Regions from separate parts of the Homo sapiens genome. Here all the other regions are linked to region 3. Evidence: chromatin contacts called from ENCODE Hi-C or POLR2A ChIA-PET data. All regions are on one chromosome and are shown on one strand. The core of a region is the stretch at or near the end of the contact, and the rest is flanking DNA. Distances in the headings are between cores, read along the strand shown.

Evidence for each region. Hi-C counts contacts between places; a loop is a spot of excess contacts on that map. ChIA-PET counts read pairs that join two places held with the same protein, here RNA polymerase II (POLR2A). Pooled maps may share reads with other maps.
Region 1: a pooled map shows a loop between it and region 3 (17-fold over the local background). The contact joins two enhancer-like sites. A Hi-C loop is called at or near these places in 2 of 37 single-sample maps with no recorded cell type and 4 of 50 pooled maps. POLR2A ChIA-PET finds 5 or more read pairs at or near these places in 2 of 52 experiments (H1 and activated CD4-positive, alpha-beta T cell).
Region 2: a pooled map shows a loop between it and region 3 (5-fold over the local background). The contact joins two enhancer-like sites. A Hi-C loop is called at or near these places in 2 of 37 single-sample maps with no recorded cell type and 2 of 50 pooled maps. POLR2A ChIA-PET finds 5 or more read pairs at or near these places in 1 of 52 experiments (BJ).

Annotation. Positions count from the first base shown.
Region 1 is chr11:96,264,996-96,269,478 of GRCh38, forward strand. The region is part of intron 1 of MAML2 (mastermind like transcriptional coactivator 2); the gene reads right to left. Among named protein-coding and RNA genes, the nearest start is that of MIR1260B, 74 kb to the right of the region's middle. Within about 2 kb of position 2,801, at least 7 of the 41 ENCODE cell types and tissues checked have a DNase peak (open chromatin) inside an H3K27ac peak, as active enhancers do.
Region 2 is chr11:96,242,026-96,246,973 of GRCh38, forward strand. All of the region lies in intron 1 of MAML2 (mastermind like transcriptional coactivator 2), which reads right to left. Among named protein-coding and RNA genes, the nearest start is that of MIR1260B, 97 kb to the right of the region's middle. RefSeq lists an enhancer at 1,522-1,671. Within about 2 kb of position 1,311, at least 38 of the 41 ENCODE cell types and tissues checked have a DNase peak (open chromatin) inside an H3K27ac peak, as active enhancers do.
Region 3 is chr11:95,553,792-95,558,629 of GRCh38, forward strand. No RefSeq gene overlaps it. Among named protein-coding and RNA genes, the nearest start is that of FAM76B, 230 kb to the right of the region's middle. Within about 2 kb of position 2,905, at least 2 of the 41 ENCODE cell types and tissues checked have a DNase peak (open chromatin) inside an H3K27ac peak, as active enhancers do.

The DNA of each region.
Region 1 (4,483 bases), core at 1,551-4,050, 710 kb after region 3:
ACCAATACTGAGGCTGTTAACATTAACCTAAAGAAATCAAGGCATTTCAAATTGTTACATAACTAAACCATGTTATTTATTCTTTGTACACAAATACATAGTGTCAGCTGACTTTCATTAGGAATGTGGTAGAGACAGCTAGAGGACAAGCTACAGAAGAGGCCCAAGCAATTGCCAGTACAAGCAGGCACGATGCAAAGCATTTCTGCCTGTGAAAATGGACAGAAAAGTGGCTGGCTTTAGCGCGGGGAGGACGAGGGGAGAGTTGGCAGAGGCAGAAAATGTGATGGAAAAACAACAGAGTTATTTTCCCCATGAATTACTCTTGCAGGTTGTGTAAACTTTCAAGTGAATAACTAGAATATGGCTTATGATGTAACTGAACAGTACAGAAGTCTGCACAGAGAAAGTCCTGTTCAAAAGAGAAGGAACACAACCACTGGTGAAAGACAGCTCAGCAGAAATGATATGGAAGAGGGGAAGGGAAGTGCTGGGTAGAGGAAGGCATGGTCCCAGGTTAGGACTCCACCCCCACGGACCTAGGTGAGGACAGGCATTTTTGTTTTCCTGCCCAAATGCTACATTTCCCAAGACCACCCAGGCCCCCATCCTGTGCCTATAAAAACCCGAGACCCTAGCAAGGCAGAGACAGAAGCAGCTGGACGTGGAGAGGAGCACATTGGCAGAGGAACACACAAGCGGCTAGACGTTGAGTGGAACTCACCAGCAGGCACCAGCAGGCCACTGACGGGCAAAACAACACAGAGTTTGGCTGGGGCAGTTGGAGGAGCGCTCGGCCCCCAAGCGGCCCAACTTATGGGGAAAATCATCTCCCTTATGGCTCCCCCATCTGCTGAGAGCTTCTTCCACTCAATAAAACCTTGCACTCATTCTCCAAGCCCACGTGTGATCTGATTCTTCCACTACACCAAAGCAAGCACCCCAGGATACAGAAAGCCCTCTGTCTTTGCCACAAGGTAGAGGGTGTAATTAAGCTAGTTAACACAAGCTGCCTTTGGATGGCTACACTAAAAGAGCACCCTGTAACACATGCCTACTGGGGCTTCAAAAGCTGTAAACATTCACCCCTAGACACTGCCCTGGTGTTGGAGCCCCACAGCCTGCCCGTATGTATGCTCCCTTAGAGGCCTGAGCAGCAGGGCACTGAAGAAACGAGCCACTTCCCCATCGTACACCCTGCGAGGGGGACAAAGGAACTTTTCCCATTTCACCTCCTCTGTCAGTACCAAGCTGGTCTGTATGAGGACGGCAGTCTTTGAAAAACAACATATTGGCCAGGCGTGGTGGCTCACACCTGTAATCCCAGCACTTCGGGAGGTCGAGGTGGACAGATCACGAGGTCAGGAGATTGAGACCATCCTGGCTAACACGGTAAAACCCCATCTCTACTAAAAATACAAAAAAATTAGCTGGGCGTGGTGGTGGGCACCTGTAGTCCCAGCTACTCGGGAGGCTGAGGCAGGAGAATGACATGAACCCAGGAGGCGGAGCTTGCAGTGAGCCGAGATGGCACCACTGCACTCCACCCTGGGCAACAGAGTGAGACTCCGTCTCAAAAAAAAAAAAAGAAAAACAACATATTGGTGCGATTCTGAGCTTCACTGACAAAGTGAAATTGACTACCTCTCTAACTGATTAACTATATCTCAATTTCAAATACTGACCACAAAGGTAGAATCTAATTATGAACTGACATATTAAGACCTAGGTGCTTAAATGGTAGGATGTACTTATTCTAGGCTTCCTGTGCTATGACAGGCTTTTACTCTTATGTGGTTAGGTATGTTTCCAGGGACATGCCTCGGTGAATATCACACATGGAAATGTGGTTAATAATGAGCCCCTTCTGTGATGGAATTATTATTCAAGGTATATAAATTTAGAAATACGTGAGGCTTAATAAAACATAACGTTATTGAGAAGTAAATCTCCCATTGAGCAAATCATACATTATTTCACATAATAGGTCCACAGATATTTTTAAGAGAGTGAATGAAAGGCCATGTAGCCTGCTGAGGAACAGTATGTCCCTAATGTATAGTTTTATATATGTGTAAAACCTAGGAGAAAATAAAGCAGATTTCCTTGCAGAGGTAGCAAAATTGTCAGCTACTTGGACTTTCAGGGAAAATACACAGTATTTGAAGAAAACAATAGTGGAGTCAGTGCCAAGCTGATGAGTAAAGTACAGAAACACATTATAATGGAGATGAGCTGGTTTAAATAAGCCCTAAGACAATCAAAAAATTATGTCTCCACTAAACAAAATTTCTATCCCACATATTAAGACTGTGACACAAATAGACAAAAGAGAGGAAATACATGATTATAGATGCTTAATTCGGCCAACACAAACACAGCATATCCATTTCAACACTGTGTGGAATTATTCAGCTTCTAGCTAGGGGAAAAAAGAAAAAAAGCATCAGGAAAAACAAAAACAAAAACAAAATCAAAATCCTTTCCTACAGTTCCCTCAAGGCAACCAGAAAGTGAAACTTAATTAAACAAGTGAAATGTAATTACCTAATGCTTACCGCACATGGTGCTGATTTTCACTTCACATTCTAGGTTCATTATTAACGGGCTGGTGCTGCCCAGAGGTAGGAATAAAAATTCTATGTAGGGGTAACCATTGGCAGGGAGCAAGAGAAGGAAAGTGCTACCTGTTCTGACCTCCCTACAGGGGCTCAATTCCTCCAGTCACTAGTTTCAGCTAGTCACACTTCAGGCTGAGACTGTGAGTAGAGTCTAATTATGGGAGGGCTGTCCCTCAAGCATGGTGGGAGGTAACCCCACTCTCTGGAGGAAGCTGAATCTGAATCTGGGGTTTTTTACACCTCTCAGGACCTCACTGTGATTGCTCACTCAGCCCACTTGCTATTTTCATGCACTGTTTAGAACAACTCAGCAGTTTCTTTTATAGGAAGAGGCATTTGACATAAGGCACCTGTTGAAACAATTTGAAATGTGATTTCATCATGACTCTGGAAACATGGAGATGGCTTTCTTTTGTTGACAGGTACATACATTCAGAACCAGAAGGATGCCATCTCTGCTCTCTATGATTTCATTTTATTATGAAGTTTGATGCTATAATGGTATTTGGATATCTTTATTTAACTTTGTATTTCCCTTTCTACCATAGCATCTTTAAGCATACATCTTAAAAAGTAGGCTGGGTGCACTGACTCATACCTGTAATCCCAGCACTTTGGAAGGCTGAGGAGGGAGAGTCACTTGAGTCCAGGAGTTCGAGAGCAGCCTGGGCAACATAGCAAGACCCTGGTCTTGACAAAAAATAAAATAAAAATTTCAAAATTAGCCAGGTATGGTGGTGTACTCCTGTAGTCCTAGCTACTCCAGAGGCTGAAGTGAGAGGATGGCTTGAGCCCAGGAGTTTGAGGTTACAGTGAGTTATGATCACACCACTCCAGCCTGGTGAGAGAGGGAGACCCTGTCTCAAAGCAAAAAAGTAAGTAAATATTTTTCCTACCTATGTGGCTTCCAAGGAACAAACATTTGAAAAATCAAAAACCCTACTTACAAGGAAAATTGGTATATGATATGGTTTGGCTGTGTCCCCACCCAAATTGCATCTTGAATTGTAGTTCCCCTAATTCCTATCTGTCATGGGAGGGACCCAGTGGGAGGTAATTGAATCATAGGGGTGAGTCTTTCCCATGCTGTTCTCGTGATAGTTAATAAGTCTCACGAGATCTGATGGTTTTATAAAGGGGAGTTCCCCTGCACACGATCTGTTGTCTGCCGCCATGTAAGATGTGACTTTGCTCCTCATTTGCCTTCTGCCATAACTGTAAGGCCTCCCTCACTATGCAGAACTGTGAGTCAATTAAAACTCTTTCCTTTATAAATTACCCAGTCTTAAGTATGTCTTTATTGGCAGCAAGAGAAGAGATTAATACAGTATATACATCAAGCAAACACTAAATTGCTCGAATAAATGCATATTTGGATTAGAATAAATCTCTAAAACTGAGAAACATACTCAGAAAGTTATGAAACAATATAATGTTGGCATCATAATCCACTTCATTCATATACCATGGAAATGACTTGGTTATTTTTATTGGAACTGCTAGAGGGAATCAAATATGCACAGACTTTTGAGAAATTTCAAGTTGCCTGTTATTGAAGATGATTAAGACGGATGACTTCATGGTGGGCATACTGCATCAGGTAAGGGATTGAACTAGGTTTCCTCTTAGCTCTTTTCCAAAGTGTCTATGGTTCTGTGAATCTGGTGAGATTTCTATGGTAGAAAGTCACATGAATCATCATTGTAGGTTTATGCTTCAGCTCTCCATTCAGCCTAAATAGCTATTGTATGTTATGTTCCTGAGAAGGTATTAACATGGTTGTTACTGAAGGGACCAAGGCTATTTCCTTCTGTTTCCTTCCACTCACTTTGGCATGTCCTAGTAAGTATATATATAATCCA
Region 2 (4,948 bases), core at 61-2,560, 690 kb after region 3:
GATTGGAGCAGAAAGCTAAGGTTCATCACAACCATGGCCACTAGAGCTTTCTATGATCCAAGGAAGTTAATTCACTTTTTTACTTTGTTTCTCAAGAGGATTCAACAATGCAAGCACCAAACCAAGTGGATGCCCCTCTTTCTGTTGCTTGGTTTAAAATTAAAACCCTTGATGAATAAAGTGATTTATTTCATATTATATTTATGAAAAGGTAGAGCACTCTCAATGTTTTGAGTATTCCTGAAACTGTTTACTTAATTATACAATGAGAAACAAGACAGGAAAAAACTTCATAAAAATCACTAGGGATTTTAAAAAAATGCCCATGTACTCTTATTTTGCAATGGCTCTGGTTGTGAAATCATCAGACTGAAAAATACTGGAGGAGTGGTGAGGGTGGATTTTAGTGACAAGATTTCCTTAAGGCTGTAAATAAACCAGATTCAGTAAGAGAAACAGAGATGGCAGTTTTCATCATAAAAGGGGGAAAACATTTTCCAGTTGAATTATAGGTACAGCACAAAACAGTTGTTCCGTTTTTAAAAACTTTAGTTTCTGCAGGCTGAAACAGAGCATTTCATTTGGCTCAGTTCATGAAAGCCATCTGCACCTGCTCACGAAACAGCTTAAAGAGAAAAAAAAAGTGTGCACCAAGGATTTTAACTTACACAGACAATAAGGGATAGACTCTGGCACTCAAGCACTGAAAAAGCAGGAGCATGATAAAGGGGAAAGGATCATAATTTTATGAAGTGCCAATAAATAATAACCCCAAATCAGCTTACAGCATCACTTAGGTTTACCTGTGGAAGCTACACTTGCCTGTTCTGGTTGCATGTTTAAAAGTTAAGCAATTAAACCTCAATTATATAGGTTTTTCTTTTATGTAGCCTAGGGTTGAATGCATTACTGGCAGGAAACTTTAGCTCATGAATTCAATCAAAAATCCTTTCATTTGTCAGAACTGCTTCCTGCTGCCTCCTTTAAACATCTGCTTCTCCAGTTCAGGGACACACACACACACACATACACATACACACACACCCCCTCTTTGTTAAAATAATAAGCAATCTACCAACTTCCCTTGCAAAAGTTACATTCTCTCTTACACACACACACACTTGTTCCCAGTAGAGTTTATTTAATGTGTCTTTTATAGCTTCCTTGTCCTTCTCTCTTCCTTTCCGCTTTTAAATTCTGGAAAACCTCAAGCTGACAAAAGAAGACATTTTAAAAATGCGAGGATAAGGCCCGGCCGGCCTCCAGACCAATGAGAAGGAAGCAGAGCAAGGAGGCGGGGGAGGCGGGGTTGGCTGTCGGGAATTGCCTGCACTCCTTAAACGGCAGGCACTTCCTGCTAGAGGAGGCCAGCTCTGAACAGACAGAAATCGGGTGGAAAGCTAGCAGGAGGCGTTGCTCAAGTTCAAAACAATCTGTGCGTGTCCAGGCACGCGCGGAGCCAGACCCCAGCCGCGCGGCTCAGACCTCGCGAGAGCCATCACCTGAGAAATCCACAGCCTTTTCTCATCAGGCTTAGACTGTTTTTCCCATACCTCCAAGAAGGAAGACCCACATGTTAAAACTATGAGAAAAGCTGAAAGTGCCTTCTGAACAGTCATCCTTCTTTTTCTTTTTTTTTTTTTTTTGAGACGGAGTCTCGCTTTGTCGCCCAGGCTGGAGTGCAGTGGCGCGATGTTGTCTCACTGCAAGCTCCGCCTCCCAGGTTCATGCCATTCTCCTGCCTCAGCCTTCCGAGTAGCTGGGACTACAGGCGCACGCCACCACGCCTGGCTAATTTTTTGTATTTTTAGTAGAGAAAGGGTTTCACCGTGTTAGTCAGGATGGTTTGTCGTGATCCGCCCATCTTGGCCTCCCAAAGTGCTGGGATTACTGGCGTGAGCCACCGCGCCCGGCCCAGTCATCCTTCTTTAACCACGACATAGGTACTCAGGTCCGCTGGCCTTCCTCTGCACTGATGGACTTTTCTTTGTGAAACTGATTCAGAGGCGGACCTCAAGTGGCTTATTCCTTCGCCTAAAAATCGTGCTGCTTTTTCCTCTAGTGAAGTCTGGAGTACAAATTAATAAAAACTTGGGGCTGTGCGGCCTAATGGCTCAAACCGTGTTCCAGATGTTTTGAAATATTATTACCCCTTTTGAGAGCCTCAGTGTCTCCCTGGAGGGTAAGACATCTGCCTTAAGGGCACTTACCAAGAAACTACAAACATTTGACTGCACACAACAATGGTATCTTAATAAGACAAGGTGCTTAATACAACTGGCTGCCCTATTATGACGTGTAAGAACGTTTTCATATGTAAGCTATGCTTGCAATTCTATAAGTAGATAAGGAAGCTTGTGGTTGTTACACTTCTAATATATGGATAGAAGAGCTTAAACTCTAATGATTAGAAAATTACTGGTATTCTGAAGTGTATTACAATCAATGCATTCATGATATCTACACGTTGTAATTATTCATCCTTAAATTAAAAATGGTTTATATGGTTATAGCCATATATATCGATTATTGTTTTATTATATTAATAATAGCTAACATTTCTGAGCACTATGTGCCAATTATAACACAAAGTTCTTTACATGCATTATTTCATTTCACCCCTACGACTCTACAGAACTATGATTACATTGAAGAAACAGAGGTTTGTATCATTCATTTGCTATAGGCCAGGGAGTGAGTTAACAAAGCTGTGACTTGAACCCAGCACCTGGACTCTCAGAGCAATCACACACTATTCAACCATCCACCCATTCATCCATCTATCCGTCTGTCTGTCCATCCATGCATCCAATCACCCACACACCCATGCCATCCAACATGAAATGTGTATTATTTGGAAAGACACAGTCATAAGATGTGCACAAAATACTTAAAAAAAGGATCTATTTTGTCCACCTGAAACAAAAGGAACATGCTGTATCTTAAAATGTCAGATGTTAGATGTGAGATTATACATCCATACTGAACTGTAGAAACAATGAATAATACAAGCAAAACCAAAAAAGCCAATGCAACTGATATCAACAAGAAATTCAATACTCCTCTGACATACAAAATATAATACTCAGTGTATCTCTCAAAAGACAATTTTTCTTTGAATTTTCCAAATAATTTGCAAAAATTAATTCAGGGAGCCTTCAGGAAAGTGCCTTCCGAACAGTCATCCTTCTTTTTTTTTTTTTTTTTTTCCAAAACAAAACATGCTTAGCATGCACACTTTTACCACTTTTTTCGAGTGGAAAGTTTATTGGCAATATTAAATTTCACCCTAGATAGGATATGAGAATGTTTTGATAAATCACAATTTATAGTATATTAATGCCATGTGAGAATTTTGTTTCCCAAGTAAGAGCTCACATGGAACTTGGTCATTAAACCTTAAAGAAACCTTTCTCACATATCTATAGGCCTCAAATTGAAATAATCTATAAATGAATTTGTAGATTTCTTTTTAGTTTAATTCCTGAGTATACAGGGCAAAAGCTTATATCCTTTATATAAACTTCTGCTTTGGTCTAAAACTGATATATCTTCACGTTGAGGTTTCATCTGAAATGCACCACGTTTGCTGACTTGCTTCAATATGAATTTGTATGGCTATGAAATTGTGCCCTAACTCAAGCTATTTCTATGTTCACCTGAATCACACCCATACCTAATTTTTTTTTTTTTTTTTTAGACAGAGTCTCACTCTGTTGCCCAGGCTGGAGTGCAGCGGTGCGATCTCGGCTCACTGCAACCTCTGCCTCCGGGGTTCAAGCAATTCTCCTGCCTCAGCCTCCTGAGTAGCTGGGATTACAGGTGTGCGCCACCACATCTGGCTAATTTTTGTATTTTTAGTAGAGACGGGGTTTCACCATGTTGGTCAGCCTGGTTTCGAACTCCTGACCTCGTGATCTGCCCCCCTCGACCTCCCAAAGTGCTGGGATTACAGGTGTGAGCCACTGTGCCCAGCTGCTTAATTCTTTATATTTCACATTCAACAAAAACGTGGAGGCTTATCATGTGCTAGGTACTATGCTAGGCACTGGGGACACAAAGCAACATGAAACATGGTCCCTATGCTGGAAAGAGTTACAGACTTGTGAAAGAGACCAACAGGTAAATACATCCTAAGAACTGGATAAGTGACAAAAATGAAGCATAGGGACTCATAAGAAAGTTTGTTGAGACTCATAAGAAAGAGTGATTAACTCAGGGAAAGTCATTTCCTCTACAGAGCATATCATTCATCCCTTCAACAGGCATTTTTTGGATTCTGAAGTATAAGGAGGTGTTTATAAGTAGAAAAGGCAAAAGAACATCATATGCAAATCCCTGAAGTTCTGAAAGGGATTTCATGTTCGGGGACATGGTTGAACTACATACAAAATGCTATGGAAGCACAAGGCATCATCAAGCACAGTGATTGCTTCTGCCTGGGGTGTCAAGGAGGGCGTCAGAGAGGAGATGGCATGCGATCTACCTCCTCAACATATCCAAAAACTCTGTTTGTAAACTGATAATTCTGAAAGCCATTTCAGGTACACTACAGATTAAGTGCTCAATCTCTTTAGTATAAAACCAGTGAGAAGACTCCTGCATTGTTTCAGTCAAAGTATGAATGGAGTCAAATGTCTGAATTATTTGGTGACAAACAATGAACTGTTCCCACATGCACAGTAGAGACAGTTCAGGCTGCACTTACTGCAGTATCATACCCAGGATTGTAGTTACCCATGTTGACTGTTCAATGTAATATATACAGTTTGAGGTTGGCTCTGAGGAAACCGTTGTGGACACACACAGCATTTGTCAATTACGAATGGAGAACCACCTCCCTCAGACCAGTAGTTCTCACAGTCTCCTCACCCTGTCTCTATTGTTAATGCCAAGTGAAACAAGGACATAATTCATACTCCAGTTGCCTTTCTTTTCATGTGTGGCA
Region 3 (4,838 bases), core at 1,655-4,154:
CGGCAACTATGTTTCTCTCATCAGTAAAGTTACAAGCCTTTTTTCCCAGTTCCAGGTGTAGCCCATTCCCCGATACACTCCAGGAAATCTTTTATCTCCACCCCACCCCATTCACACCACGTTACCCAGTACATAAACTCTTCCCAATTTCTCTCCAAAGGCACCTTGAACCCTGCTGCCATCTTTCCCGGATGAGTTGAGCCTCTCCTTTAATGGAGGTGTGAAGAAATTATTTGTATTTTCTTTCTTTTAAGCTATTCACTCGAAAGTTTCTCAGTTACAGACTGTTTCCTCTAACTGGCAACCTCTAGCTTCTTTGATGGGTCAAGCTCTTTAGAATATTTGTAAACCATCAAACAAAACACGACATGTTATGAATAAGGTTACACAGTTTTACCACAATTACAATGTGCCCAACCTAAGGAAACTGTTTCCTGCCTAGGGTTAGGTCAAGAAAGGAACCATATTCACATTTGCTATGAAAAACTCCATTCTGAAGAGCAGCTGTGTAAATTAATCTCTCTTTTGGTCAAACAAAGAGACTTTGTATTTGTACAAACAGATTTTTAGAAGATATGATTGTGTATTTGAAATACATCAGATACTGTACCAAATGTGCTACTTGCATGAACTCATTTAATTCTTATTAAAAACCAGAAAAGAAGTAGCATTAGTCTGCCCAGTCTACAGATGAGGAAACTGAGAAACGGTTACTTTTTGGAAATCACATAGCAAGTAATTGGCGGGGGCCACAATTTGTACGCAGATCTGTATGATTCCAGAATCATAATTAACCACAAAATTATACTTTCTAGAACAAGAATGCAGCCTATATTGTGAGATTTTGTTTTCAGGTATCACAAGGTTTCACCTGCCCCTAAGATATCTTTTCTCAGTCTTGCTTTTAAAAATTGATGTTATTATACAAATTACTTGAGTTGGGACCATATTATTAGATAGCCATCACTAAAGCAGAAATATAGCCTGAGAGCAACCAGGCTTTTTCCCCCTTTACACACAAGCACCACTAGAAAACATTCCTGGAATAGTTTAGGAAATAAATCGGTCTAATCCTGAAATGCAGAGAATCAGAGGCCTCAGGAAAGGGGATTTAGGATTACTGGTCAACTTTGATTAGGAAATGAAAGGAAAGTTCTGAAGATTAAATCATTGATTAAATTTCACCGAACATCTCTGGGCAGCTATAATTAGCAAACATGATTTTAGAAGTAGAATTAGAGGAAGGGACACATAATGTCAAGTCAGGAGATGTGCTGCCCAGGACACATTTAGCTTACTTTACCATTTTACTTCCTTCTTCACAGTCTTCTTTCTAATTGGACATTCAGAAAGGAACATGTCATGCACAGCTTCAAGCTTTCCGATGGGTTGCCAGTGAGCCTCTTTCTCCAGATTTGGCAATTAAATGCTTAGTGAATACTTAAAATGTGTCCCCACCCTCTCGTAGACTAGTCCCCCATCGCACTTTATCCCCTATGCTGCTGCTCCAGTGCTCACAACATTATCTGAAACCATATCCTATTATGTTGTATTAAATTATGTTTTACCATGTTATTTATTTATTTATTTATTATATGTCTCTCTGGAGAGTAGATTCCATGAGAAATAGCTTCATCAACTTTGTTCACCCCTGCATTACTAACTTGTAAAATGGTCCCTGAAATATAGTAGCCACTCAATACACATTTGTTAAATGAATGAATCAGCTATGGTATGGACTGCTGTGAGAGGTATTGAGGGAGTTAATATATAGCATTATTTAGTGCTTACTGTCTCCTAGGCCTGTTCCACACAGTTCACATCGATTAACTGCTTTAATATTCATTACCTTTCTATGAGATAGATATCATTACTAGCCTCATTTTACAGATAAAGAAAGTGAAGTACAGAGAAGTTAGGTAACTTGCTCAGTGTTGCACACCTAGAAAGTGTCAAAGCCACACTGGAACGCAGATCATCTGGCTTCAGGGTTCTGTTAAACTTTATGATAAAATAAGACAAGACACTACCGATTTGAGAAGAAAAGTCTTGCCCACACAAAAAAATAAAGAAGTTCACAGTGAATAACAAATGAAGGTTTAATCAATACGTTTTCTAAGGCTGAGAGGAGAGAAGGTTCCCAGAAGACCAAAGTTGCCGAGGAAGGGCTCATAAAGAATCCGAGATTTCGACTGGTTCTTGAATAATGTTTTGGCTAGTGATGAAGGTATCTTATCACTGAAGCCCCAGTGATTACAGTAAAAAAAAAAAAAAAAAGCAAGTTCCAGTAAAGACATAAGGGATCCATGATTCTATGACACACAGACATCTTTTTGAAGGTTCTGTTGGCCTTGGCTTTAATATATTTACTGATGTTTATAAGAAAGCAGGGAAATGAGAGAACAAAGAGTAAGGGCATGATGATGTCATTCTTCTGAGATGGTTCTGGAGAGGATGGCATTGCTTCTGGGACACCAGTAGCCCAGAAGTCAGGAATTCCCCCTGGAGAAAGCAGGATTATCCAGAAACAATCACTCTGCCTCCCCACTCTGTCTTCCGCAATGAGAATTGAGCTACTGATACCAGAGTGTTTAGAAAGTCAGAGCTTTCTTAATAAAGACTCCTCTGCACTGGATGGGAATTTCCCCAGTGAAGTCTAAGTTTCAATACCTGATTCCCCACTGATTGCTGTGATGATTATCAGGATGTCAAAAGATTGGCATTCCTGTCACTGAGAACTGGGTTGCTCATTTTCTCCTGAGTTGGGGTCTTCAAAGTCATCTTAAGCACTGCAGGGTTTCAACGAGCTGGAAAATGTGTGAGAAAACAACATCCAAGTCGTGGCTCCCATTTTTGACATCTGCATTCAAGACTGGGCCACAGGACTCCAGTGGTGGTTCTTTCAATCCCTTCTATTCATCAGGGCAGCAGGATTCGTGATTCAATGAGCTACGAATTACAATCCTTTCTCTAGAAAATTGGTTTTTGAAAGTGCCTACTGGGTATGACTAAGAGGTTTTGTGCACTGGGGTTTCAGTTGATGTTTGTATTTTTTCTTATTATGACTTGAAGGAAAAAACCAGAATCTAAAATTAGCCCTTGTTTTTTCAACTTGGAACTTCATAAACACATCAGCAGTGGGGTGTGTGTGTGTGTGTGTGTGTTTTGCAATAAGCAATATTACAATTTCTTGACATTTTCATTGCTGTTTCTTGACATATTTAGTGAGGCTTTAAAGGTTTCTTTAGACAGAAAAAAAAAAGAAAAAAAATGGCTATGTTCCAAATCACCATATGTTTCCAATTGCAAATTCAAAAGCAGAAGACAGGCCTTAACTTAAGCTGTACAGCCTTTTGTGGTGGTTATGGTGCTGGGGAGGTAGGTTGTCTTTTTACATTTAGTTATTAGAATTTCAGTGTTACCCAATGACATAAAAGGAAAATAAAGCATTTAGCAAATATTTGTTGAGTGCCATCTATGTGTAAGACACTGGGTCAGGGAGGGTGCAATCTAGTTGGGGATACAAAATATTAAAGAAAGCAAATGTTCAAAACGGGATGATAAATGGATAGCTTTCAGCCATAAGTTCTCCAGGAGATCAAAGAGTTAGGAGCTGACCTGGTAAAAGAACGATTCATAGAAGAGGTAAAATTGAGCTGAGTCTTGAAGAAGGATAATAGGACATTTCAGGTGAAAGGAACTATAGAGTCAAAGTCACAGTGATGGAGCTGTGCATGCACATTCAGATTGGTGACTGCATCTGTGAGGTTGGAACTGATGCAGTTTCATAAGAATGAGGAAGTTTCCATAAGAATGGGGAAGGAATCATGGAGAAAGATGGGAAAATCAAGTAGAAGTCACATTATGATAAACTGGAGTGACAGGCTTGGTGTACCATGATTATTGTTGTTTAGATTGTATTTAGTCCAAACAACAATTACTTGCATTGGGTACTGATTATAAGCCCCATTCTATAGATAAGGAAACTAAAGCTCATAGAGGCTAAGAAGTTGCCCAAAGTCAAATAATGAATTATTTGGTTAACCCAGATTTGAACTAAAGTCTGTTGGATTCCAACTCCTCTTAATCTTTCTAGCTTAAGTGGTTAGGCAGGCTTGAGTGATAACTGCTGTCAGCCAGTAGTTGATATTCCAGCAAGAATAATGATGTTTTTAACCAGGATGAGGAAATTAGGATGAGTAAACTAAAGAGTAGCTGCCTAGAACTAAGGTGACCAGAGGGCATGGTGGAAGTAGCAAGACCCCTAGAGCTGGCATGCTCTTGATGCATCCTCAGAAGGAACCTTATCACTTACAGCTGGAGTTCTTAGCCTCAGAGTTGGACAGTTCTTCCATATGAATGTCCCCGGCAAGCATTTATTAAAGAACAGATGCAGGGTAGGGAGTCAGAATAGTTGAGGGCACTTGGAGCCATAAAGGCCAAACATGTCCCATTTGAGTAACTGTTCTCCTCGGAGCACTTAACGATTTCTAAGACTGAGGTTCTTGAGTTGAATCAAGTTATCAAATGCTCCAAGGCACTGTAAGTCACTGAGGTGATAGGGAGCTAGGGCCTTAGAGGCCACTGTGTTTGCAGGTAACATGTATCTAATTGTAAACAGGATTGTTTCATGTTACAGAAAAACAAGGAGCTGAAGTGGCTTCATCCATAGCTAGATCCAGGTACTCAAAAAACAAATGTCATTTGTCTTTCTCCATCTCTTGGCTCTATTGTCCTCAACATTGCTTTATTCTCAGGCCAGTTCTTCAAATGGCAGCAAATATAATTAAGAGCACCTCCAGGCTTAACATCTTTCAGTCCACCTACCCCAAAGACAG